Linked DNA regions of Homo sapiens: region 2 is linked to region 1. A link is a loop called in an ENCODE intact Hi-C map of the cell type or tissue named here. Cell type or tissue: mammary epithelial cell. All regions are shown on one strand. Each heading gives the region's core, and the rest is flanking DNA. Links, peaks and the distances in the headings are about the cores only.

What was found. A loop is a pair of places that touch in the nucleus more often than their neighbours do. Peaks named below come from ENCODE experiments on the same cell type or tissue, not always from the same donor. Only the 100,000 strongest peaks of a DNase experiment are listed, where the experiment ranks them.
Region 2: it touches region 1 in a loop (8-fold over the local background); 28 of 110 quality-filtered maps call a loop at or near these places.

Annotation. Positions count from the first base shown.
Region 1 is chr1:147,696,860-147,702,236 of GRCh38, reverse strand. It overlaps LOC105371230 (a long non-coding RNA gene), which reads left to right. Exons shown (of 3, transcript XR_922077.4): 3 at 996-2,171. It overlaps LOC102723321 (a long non-coding RNA gene), which reads right to left and starts at 1,509. Exons shown (of 3, transcript XR_922079.4): 1 at 1,429-1,509. In mammary epithelial cell, for the core only: a CTCF peak has its summit at 2,122; no DNase peak of the experiment used is centred there.
Region 2 is chr1:147,638,722-147,644,098 of GRCh38, reverse strand. ACP6 (acid phosphatase 6, lysophosphatidic) reads left to right here. Exons shown (of 10, transcript NM_016361.5): 10 at 1-1,869. Among named protein-coding and RNA genes, the nearest start is that of ACP6, 29 kb to the left of the region's middle. RefSeq lists an enhancer at 2,244-2,745. In mammary epithelial cell, for the core only: CTCF peaks have their summits at 1,918 (motif pointing right) and 3,170 (motif pointing left); a DNase peak (open chromatin) is centred at 3,118.

The DNA.
Region 1 (5,377 bases), core at 247-5,246:
ATGAGGACCTTCCTGGGCCATCATCATCCAGCTTCTCTTTGGCATCTCTTTAGCTATAGTGGCACACAGGTGCCACTTAAGGGGTACTTTTTGCTAAATAACAAGGACCTTGTTATCAAATGTAGCTTAAATGAATATTACTCTCACCTGTAGAAACCCTAAGACTTATTTTCAGCTCTTGGTCACTTGCTGCTGCTATTTTTGGCTATCATTTTTTGAGTTGTTACTAACTGCCAATCTCTGTGATAAGCTACTTTCGTATATTATCTCTAATCTTTAAGAAAATCCTGCGAGGTGGCCATTATTTTCATATTTTAAAGGTAATAACAGGCAAGTTCAGAAAGATGAAATGCCTTGTCTATAGCCACATAGAGGTGACAAAACTGGGATCCAAACGCAAATCTGTCTAGCTCAAACACTTTCTTTTTCTTACTTACGTTCTGAGCATTTCTTGCTGGCTTAACAGAGTATAAATATTAGTAGCCATGTGTATAAATTGGAATCCAATAAAGAGAGATACCACATAGTAATATGAGCAGGGAAAGTGTAATATAAGGAATTATTCACCATAACAGAGAATTGGAGTAAAGAAGAATTATCTAGTAAAAAGTGAAGGAGAGCTCTGATAACTCAATGATAAGAAGACAAATAATTCATTTTTTAAAAAATAGACAAAAGATTTGAACAGATATTTCACCAAAGAAGATATATGAATGACTAATAAGTGCATGAAAAGATGCTCAACATCATCAGTGCCCTGTCTGAAGGCAGCAGTTGCTACTTCACTCCAGTCAACTGCAATGTGGAAATACAGGTATAGAATTGCCAGATCACCTAGTTCTCCCCCCACCAAAAGCTAGAAATTCAGATTTTTATCTAAGATTTTCCTTTTTTCCGTGTTGGAAACAAATTCAAAATATTTCTTAAAACATCACATACTTGAAACAAAGCATATCTACAGGACTGATATGACTTGTTTGTGACTTCCTCCATAGGTTTTCTATCTGGGGAGGGACATGGCAGAAGCAGTATTTTGGGAAGATATTTCTGGCAGCAGTATGTACAGTCTAGACTGAAGAGGAGAAGGTGAAGCCAGGGAAGACTAACAACGAGTCCAGAGATGGAGAGGAACAAACCTGACTGGGGTGGTGGCACAAAGGAGAGCATGTCCTGTTCATCCTTCCCTCCACAAAGCAGCTGGACAAGACCCAACCAGTGATGGGATCTCTGTAGCATCATTTTCCAAAGGAAGCTGGCACATGACAAGTGCTGCCTCCATTTCAAAATCCATTCATGTACCGACATTCGCCTACCCTCTCGGCCTTGATCCCACTCTCCTGAGGTGCCTGAGGGATCTTGCCACTGTGCGCATGGCACTAAGGAACTCTGCCTGCCAGTCCCAGAACTGCTCTTGTCTCACTCTGTTACCTTATGCAAATGGCAGGCATGGGAAGCCTGCTGCTCCATCTGGGAAATCCTCTGGACCACCCAACCTTCCTCTCGGAGAAAGTAAAGGGAGCAATAAGGAAATATTTGCCAAGCCCTGTACAGCCACCTGTTTGCAGAGAGAGGGAGAGTTGCCATATTAATTATTAAGCAGACCTATCTGAGCCAAAGAGAGTCATGGAAACTTCATTATTATGGGTGGTATGTGGCTGTCTTTGGAATATTCTGCTTGCTTGGTTTCTAATTTCCTTTTCTTACATGAGTCTTTCTCCCTCATAAATCTTTGCATCTCAATGTTCTGTTCTCTCCTCCCTTGTGTTCTGAACTAGGAGTTCCCACAAACCCTCTGTGGTTAAATCTACTCCTCTAAACACCACAGGCTCCAGGCAGCATTGTTCATGAAAGCGGGTGACACCCTTTGGCCTCCGCCCTCTAGAAGGGCCTGCTGAGTGAAGGCCCAGTCAGGGAGGGGAGGGATGGAGGGGTGTTGAGGAGATTGAGGTGGGCAGGGAGTCCCCCCACCTCTCCCAGCTGCCCAAGGAAACACTCTCCAACTGTTTCTCTAGAACAAACCAACCAACAAGCGCCAGGAGCCTTCCGTGAATCTGACAGCCGGCTGATCACAGAATCCTCCCAGCAATGGCACTTAGCCCATAACTGGCAGCAAGTGCCCTCTAGAGGGAGTCAGAGGCATCCTCTCTGAGAGGCAAATTCTAATGTCCTGCCTGAATTGGGTACTTAGAGGGGCTTAGCAAATGATGCCAATTGGGGGGAAAAAAAGGAAAGAAAAGAGAAGCGGGGCAACTGGTGTCTTCATCACTAAAAGACAGAGAGAAGCCTTCCTTTGGTATCAAGAGGAGTCTAACAGACTGTGCCATTCAAATTAGGCTACATTTCTGTGGCAGAAGCAGTGCACATGGCAGAACTAGCGGTGGGGTATGAGTGTGGTGGGCTCCACGGGCTCACTCTGAGAATCTGTCTCTAGCACACAAGGTGCCAGGCCTTAATTTGGTCTCCCTGTTGCTCCTGCTTCTGAAATGTGTTGAAGCAGATACAGCTGTTTAAACTGGCATCCCTGTTTATCTGTGTGTTCCCAGTGTCTAGTATTTAAACACCTGAACTGAATTTAAATTGCCATCAGCTTGTTAACTGCAAAATAATAGAACGATTTCAAGAAGATGGTGGTAGGGGCTGTATTTCGACCACTCTGCTTTCTCATACAGACACCTCGCTCCCCAGGCCTTCTGCCAGATATCAAAAGTAGAGGGTATGTGCTGGGCCTGGTTTTTTTATGCCCTGAGGATCAACATAGTGTAGTGAGAAAATCCTGGCTTTTGGAGTCAGCCCCGACTGGATTTCAATATGAGCCCCTCACTTACTAGTTGTGGGAATGGTAGACGTTTTTAAACTTTCTGCACATCAGTTTGCCCATCTTTAAAATGAAAGTATTAGTACTTATCTCAGAATCTATATGCTTTATTTAACATAATATAAATGATTTAAATCACACATAGACATTTAATAACATGGAAAATGTATGACATATTAAGTAAAAAAAAAGGTGGTTATGGAACATTGTTATAGACTGAAATAACACCATTGTGTGGCTGCCCCAAGTTTTCTGTGGTGTTTGGGTCCACTGCTACCACATACACGTCGCACCATGTTGGAAATACATGGATTCAACTAGTACATGGGTCCCTATTCACTTCTGCTGGTTTTCATCGAGACCACTGCCTCCTGATTTCTATTGCTCTCCAGGGAGGAATCTCTGTATCTTTTACCGTCACCACCTGCTCACTTTTGTCCTCACAAAAGCATCCTTTGGGGGTTGGCATTCCATGCCTGAGAGTAAGGAATACTGGTAAGCTGATGAGAAGAGCTTTACACTTTACAGTTTCAGGTTTTCTACACATATGGACCAAAGGGAATTAATCTCACCTAAGAAGCAAAAGACTCAACACTGTCACAAATTAATATTTAACCAGTAATTATCTCTTCTATAAAATGATAGAAAAATGTATTGAAATGGGCTTCCTGATGCCCTGCTGTACTCTGTTGACAATAAAAACTGATTCAAGCCTTTGGAAAACTATCCATCAAGAGCACTGAAAATGGCATACCTGGGTGGGCACAGTTACTCATGCCTGTAATCTCAACACTTTGGGAGGCTGAGGCAGGAGAATTGCTTGAGCCCAGGAGTTTGAGACCAGTCTGGGCAACATAGCAAGACTCTGCCTCTAGAAAAAGAAAAAAAATTAGCCAGGCATGGTGGCATGTGTCTGTAGTCCCAACTACTTGGGAGACTCAGGCAGGAGGATTGCTTAAGCCAAGGAATATGAGGCTGCAGTGAGCTATGATCATGTTACTGCAACCCAGCCTGGGTGTCAGAGTGAGACCGTCTCAACAACAACAACAACAAAAATCAAATTCTGGGCCGGGTGCAGTGGCTCATGCCTGTAATCCCAGTACTTTGGGAGGCTGAGGTGGGCGGATCACGAGGTCAGGAGATCGAGACCATCCTGGCTAATATGGTGAAACCCCGTCTCTACTAAAAATACAAAAAATAAGCAGGGCATGGTGGCGGGCACCTGTAGTCCCAGCTACTCGGGAGGCTGAGGCAGGAGAATGGCACGAACCTGGGAGGTGGAGCTTGCAGTGAGCCGAGATCGCACCACTGCACTCCAGCCTGAGCAACAGAGCAAGACTCTGTCTCAAAAAAAAAAAAAAAAAAAATCATACTCTGCAAACCAGAATTCTACACCTGGGAATCTATCCTAAGAAAATAATTTAGAATACATAAAAACCTTTATTGCACAAAGATATTTATTGTAGCACTACTTAAACTAGTGAAAAACTAGAAAAAACTACTAGAAAAAGTATTAATTGTTCAAGGGATAAGTATATTATGATACACCCAAAGATTAAAACCATTACTTACAGTTACGGCAAGTGGTCTCCAAAGATGGCTGCCAACATTGTTAGCGATGTTTTTCTTTCTACTTGAATAATCACCTCATTCTAAAAGAAGAATAATTTTGAATTTGGAAAAAATAAACTTTATTATTTCAGAAAGAGTTTGGGTTAGGTAATCTCTAAAATCACTTGTCACAGGTTGGGTTCTTTGGAGGCAGATATTGAGTTGAAGTTTGGGTGTAAGATGTTTATTCAGGATCAACACCTGTGAAAGGAAGAAGGCAGAGGGAGGATTAAGCAGAGGAAGAAGTTAAACTGCAGTACAGACCTGAGGGAGCTTTAGAACAAACACTACCAACAAGGGTGTCCTACATTGGGTCAAAATGGCCTGGCTTTTATATTCTCACCTCACTTAGACACCAAATACACTCAAAAGGTCATGACCTGAGGTGAAGTGCTTTCTGTGATGAGACCAAATCTGAGGGAGCTACAGCTAGAGGACGTGTGCTCATTACACTCCCCACAGCTGGGGCTATAAGTCTTTCCTGGGAAGGAGATCTGAGTGGGGCCTTTCCATGTCTGTTACCTCCCTCCTAGGTCCGTGTTCTTGTGCTCCAATTTCATATGCTTATTTGTTGAACAAACACATTAGCAATAATAATATAATCTTACGTAGCACTTTTATAATGCTTTCATGTATGGCATGCTTCCCTAATTCACAGTACTGAACCAAGGAGTCTGAAGGCTATTTTTTTAAAGTACTGTACAGATTTTTAATGACATTTGCTTTCACCACACTTCAGTAAGACCATTTCATCAGTGTAGTTAAAATTGTGAAACACGTAACATTTGTGCTGCTTCTTCTCAACATATCACTCTCCCCCTCCTAGCAACTCTTCTCCCTTTCCCTGTCAGACAGTTATTGCTCTAATATTGGTAAAAGTCTCTTTGCTCATTGTAGCATCCTACCCCAAATGCTCCTTCAGGTAGCTCACTCTCTTTTCTACAACTAAAC
Region 2 (5,377 bases), core at 100-5,099, 58 kb after region 1:
CTAAATTTGATGTTGACACTTAGTGCCCAGTACAATGTTACTGGGAGGTGGAGCCTAATGGGGATGTTTAATGGATTAATGCCATTATAAAAAGGGCTTGCAGGAATGGGTTCCTTCTCTTTTGCTTTTCTGCCATATGATGACAAAGTGTTCCTCCTCTCTGGAGGATGCAGCAACAGGCACCATCTTTGAAGCAGAGAGACCAGGCCCTAACCTTCTGGTGCCTTGATCTTGGACTTCTCAGCTTCCAGAACTGTGAGATAATAAATTTCTGTTCATTACAAATTACCCCATCTGTGGTATTCTGTTATAGCAACACAAAATGGACTAAGACAACAGTATACTGTTATGAACTATGGTCACCATGCTGTGCACTAGATCACAAAAACTTATTTCTACTGTTTAACTGAAACTTTGTACATTTTGACTAACATCTCCCTTTTTCCCATCATCCCATCCCATTCTTACTATCGTTGAAGATGGAGTATGCCAAGTAGTCCTGAGCCATGTCCTCACCTCGGGGTGAGCACCTGTTGTTCCTGTGCCTGGAATGCTCTCCTAGACATTTGCGTGGCTAGCTCCCTCTTTTCATTCAGATCTCAGCTCATTGTCATCTCAGAGAGGCCCTCCTTGCCCTCCTTCTACCTCCTGCCTTAGGTATACTCTGCCACCTTCTGTCATGGGCTGAATTGTGTCCCCCCTAAATCCATATGTTGACATCTTAACCCCTAGTACAGTAAGTCCTCACTTGATGCTATCAATAGGCTCTTGGAAATGTCGGCTTTCAGTGAAAGGACATATAGCAGGTCCTTGAATAACATTGTGTTTTGTTCAACATCGTTGCCTTGTAACACTGATGAGCAAAACAGTTGGTTCTCTAATATGTTGTTTTACTTAAAGCTACAGTTTCCAAGAACCTATCAATGATGTTGAGGACTGAATGTACCTCAGGTGTAATGTATTTGGAGATAGGGCCTTTTAAGAGGTAAAGTAAATGAGGTCATATGGGTAGGCTGTAATCCAATATGACTGGAATCCTTATAAGAAGAGGAAATGAGGACACAGACACAGAGGGAAGATGACTATCTGCAAGTCAAGGAGAGAGGCCTCAGAAGAAACCAATGCTGCTGACACCACGATCTTGGACTTCTAGCCTCTAGCACTGTGAGGAAATAAATTTCTGTTGTTTAAGCCACCTAGTCTGTGATACTTTGCTACGGCAGGCCCTAGCAAATGAATACACTTGTCTTGTCTTTCCCCCGCCCTGTGATATTTATCAGTGCCGGATATTACATATTTGTGTATCTATATGCTTATTTCCCTGACTAAAATGGAAGCTCCATGAAGGCAGATTTCCTCTTGTTCACTGATGTGTCCCCAGCACCTGGAATAGTGCCTAGTGCATGCCAGTGCTCAGACACTTGGACATTTGAATGACATATCCCCTCTGTCACTTCTCTCCGGGGCCCAAGGCCACCCTCCTAGGTTACCACAGTGGCTTCCTAATGGGCCATACCCTCACTTGCTTTCCATCACCCCCTGAGACCTGGCCCCTGCATACCTCTCCAGCTTCACCCCTCACATATCTCCCTAGCCAGACCTATAGTATGTTTAAAAAAAAAGGAAATCGCACTCCTCTGGCCTCTTTACCTTGGCACACATTTTTCCATCACCTGACCCCTGACCCACACTCCCTTTTCCTGTGTAATCCAATTATCTCTAGGCCTCCCGTGTTTCTGTTTGTCCTTCAATAGAAGGTTGTTTGTCTTGTCTTTTATTGTATTTCTAGAACCAAGTGCAGAGACTGTACAAAGTGGACCTCAGCAAAGATTTACCGAATGAATAAATGAGTTCAGAACGCTGACTTAACTCTTCTGTTGGCACCCAGGTGGCTTCTATGCACTCTCCTTCCACTCACCACCAGGGGGAAGCATGGAGTAAAGGAAAACACCAAGGCTTTCGCTGGGTTCAAATTCTGACAGCGTATTTATTTCCTTGCAACGCTTGGACGGGTGTTTCTGAGCCTGTTTTTCCTCTCATGTAAAAATGGGCATAATGATACGTACTAATTAGGGTTGTTGTGAGAATCAATTAAGGAAACGTATAAGTGCCTTCAAGTATTCTTATTTTCCCTTTTCTCTTTCATCTCACTTCCCACGAGATTCTTAACTGTGGTAGGTTTCGCAAGCCAAGGGAGCCTTTGGGGATGCTCCTCTGCAGGCAGCGCCCCGCCTCCGCCTGCCCTTCCCGGGGCACTGTGCCTGTGTGTGCAGGAGATTTGTACAGAACCCTGGCTCCCTCACTCACCAGTTGTGTGACTGTGGGCATGTCACTTAATTTCTCTGAGCTTCCATTTTCCCAACTATAAAGCGGGGAAGTTAATGTTTATCTACCTGATGATTTGTCCTGAGGATGGAAAATAGGGTGTGAAAAGCTCTTCATAAATTCCTAACCTGTCCCTGCCTTGACTCCTTTCTCTAAGGGGCCTCAGAGTGCTGTTGAGGTTTAAAGAATTCCCACAGGAGGCTCTCACCCGTGTATGGCAAAGTGAAAGGCTTCCCAGGACGGAGGAGAGCCAGGCTTGCCAGGGAAGGCCGACTTCATCTGCGGCTCCCCTGATAGCTCTTCCCGAGGGCCTCGTGGCTTATCTTACAGAGCTCTTGGCTCTGGCAGGCCCTGGGATGAAGGACTGTCATTAGACAAGACCCTTCACTGCCATGTGCCTATTCCCCTGTAACAGTTAGTTCCACGTGGATCGTTAAAAACTGCAGCAAGGGGACAGAAACCCTGAAGGGCCCAACTGAAGAGGGAGGAGGAGAGAGTTCCCGTCCCACCCTCCCCTAGTCCTCGAAGCACCGGGACCTGGAGTGCTGACCTGTTTATTTTCATTGTAGGAAACTCAGGTCTTTGTCAGTGGCACCTGGCACCCCTTTTCCTCAGCTGGAATCCTCTAGGGCACCGCCATCTACCTGCAGAGGAGGCTGGGCGGGCTGTGGGGGGAGGGGTGGGCTAAGGGCACCTACCCTGTCTACAACATGCCAGGAAGGGATCATTCTTCGGCTTTGGGCTAGAGCGTGTCCTGGGGCTGCTAGGCAGCGATGAGTCTCTTCTGCTGGGTGGGGAATTCCCCGGGGAGATGGCTGTGTGCTCTCTTCAGACCCTGCCCTCTAGTGGCCAAGGGGACTTTGCAGCCCGGCCCTTCCCAGTCCACCCTGCCAGCCTCTAGAAACCTGACCCCTGTCTAAGGCTGGCTGGGGAGAACTGAAAAACACTTTCCCCAGTAAAAAGCTGGTCTTCTCAGGATTCCGCTCTCCGTTTGGCCTTTAAATAAAATGTACCTTTTCCTGAAGAAATTGGGAGGGGGGCAGTGGCCCACAGTCACCATGTCTGAGAACTCAAGAGACCACTGATCTTGGAGTCATGTGCTCTGAGTTCAAGTCCTGCCCTGTACCTACTACCTGTGTGACTTTGGGCAAGTCCATTAATTTCCTGTTGATAAGCCTGTATATCTTTATTTGTGCAATGGGACTCTAATATAGCATCTCCCTCATGGAATTATCCTAGGAATGACATAGATTAGGTATGGAAAGCACTTCCTAATATGAAAAGTGTTATACAAATATAAGCCATTGCTCCTGCTATGCCAGAGGAGCCTCTTTGTGGCTCCTCCGGAGCATTCCTCAGGGCTGTGGGCAGTGGGTGCCTGCGGACCTAGATGGCTTGCCCCTGGGTGGTAAGATCTTGGTGGCTGAAGACTAGGCTGTTTCAGGGGTGTTTAAGCCACATGAAGGATGCTGAAAGAAGCACCTACCTTGGAGATAAGAGCCAGGGATTTGGATTCCAGTTTTACCACTTTCCTGGGCCCTGTGACCTTGGGCAACTCCTTTAGCATGGCAGAGTTTCTGTTTATCCACATGGAAGGATGGTGATACTATCTGCTGGGGTTAGGGGAGGGGGATGTAAGCAAAATAACCATGTGAAAGGGTATGGAAGGTGCTACCTCCTCAGATACAAGTTTTGAACCTGCATCTTCTTGTATTTGGGGCTTAAGGAAACTAGGGTCCAGCAGCTTACTGTAAGCCAAGAAGTTTGAGTTGCTCTGTGTTGTACAGAGATTTTTAGAGAAGGCAAGTATGTGTGCTTTGAAATCAAAGGAATAGCTAAGTCAAGCAGTAAAGGGAGTGTGCCGGGAGGCTGGGGCCAGTGTTGGTAGAGCTGTTTATATTGGTAGGAAAGCAGGGCATTTTTCTCTGAGGCAAGCCTTTCACAAAGGAAAATCTGGATTTGAGAGAGATTAAAAGTCTCAAAGGTAGGGGAAAGATGTAAGGAAATGGCCTGCACTGAATCACTGCAAAGGACAGTATTCATCAGAGAATTAATTTGGAAGGAAATAGAGTGTGAAATAACAGCAAGGCTTTCAACTCTGGGTACCATGGCCTTAAAAACCCAAGCAGTGCTTCAGAGGCTTGCCAGGACCCAGCCTGGGAGCTACCTCCGGAAAAGCAGCTGGGGGATGCCCAGAGACCACAAATTGCTGAGCTTGGGAGGAACTGATTGAGTGTGTAATTAAGGGGAGGGTTGTATAACACTTGGGTAAGTAGAACTTGATGGGGTCAAACCAGCAGGGCTTTTGGGAGATGAGAGAGCAGTCCCTGGAGCTGTTAGTAACTGAAGCCAGCTGCATAAAGGTAGGCACAGCTTACCTGGGCCTTGCACAGAGAAGAATGGAAGAGATCAGGAAGGGGAAAGGTTGAAGGAATGGTTGTTCTCTAGGTCAAAAATTCCAAAATGCTGAATACCTCAGGGGTTCAGTTCTAGGAGTAAGGTAACATTATGGAACAATGGGGAAATATCCCTGGAAACTGAAGATCAGAGAGCCTGTGGCTTGGCCAAGGTCATATAGCACCATGGAGATTTAATGGATTCTGAACTGCGATTGTACATCTTGGCCAGGTGGCTCACACCTGTAATCCTAGCACTCTGAGAGGCTGAGGTCAGAGGATCGCTTGAGCCCAGGGGTTCGAGGCTAGCCTGAGCAACATGGCAAAACCTCATCTCTACAAAAAATTTAAAATTCAGCTTTACGTGGTGGCAAGTGCCTGTAGTCTCAGCTACTCATGAGGCTGAGGTGGGAGGATCACTTGGGCGTGGGAAGTCAAGGCTGTGGTGGCCCGTGTTCGTGCCACTGCACTCTAGCCTGGGTGACAGAGCAAGACTCTGTCTCAAAAAAACAAAAACAAAAGCAAAAACCAGTGTATTTTTCTGTGCCACACTGATGGTGAAGACTGGAAGGTAATGGTTTGGAGTATAAAGGGAATGTCCTTTGATCATGTATGGGGATCAGGAAAGGAAATTGTTCGCAGTATATTTGTGGACA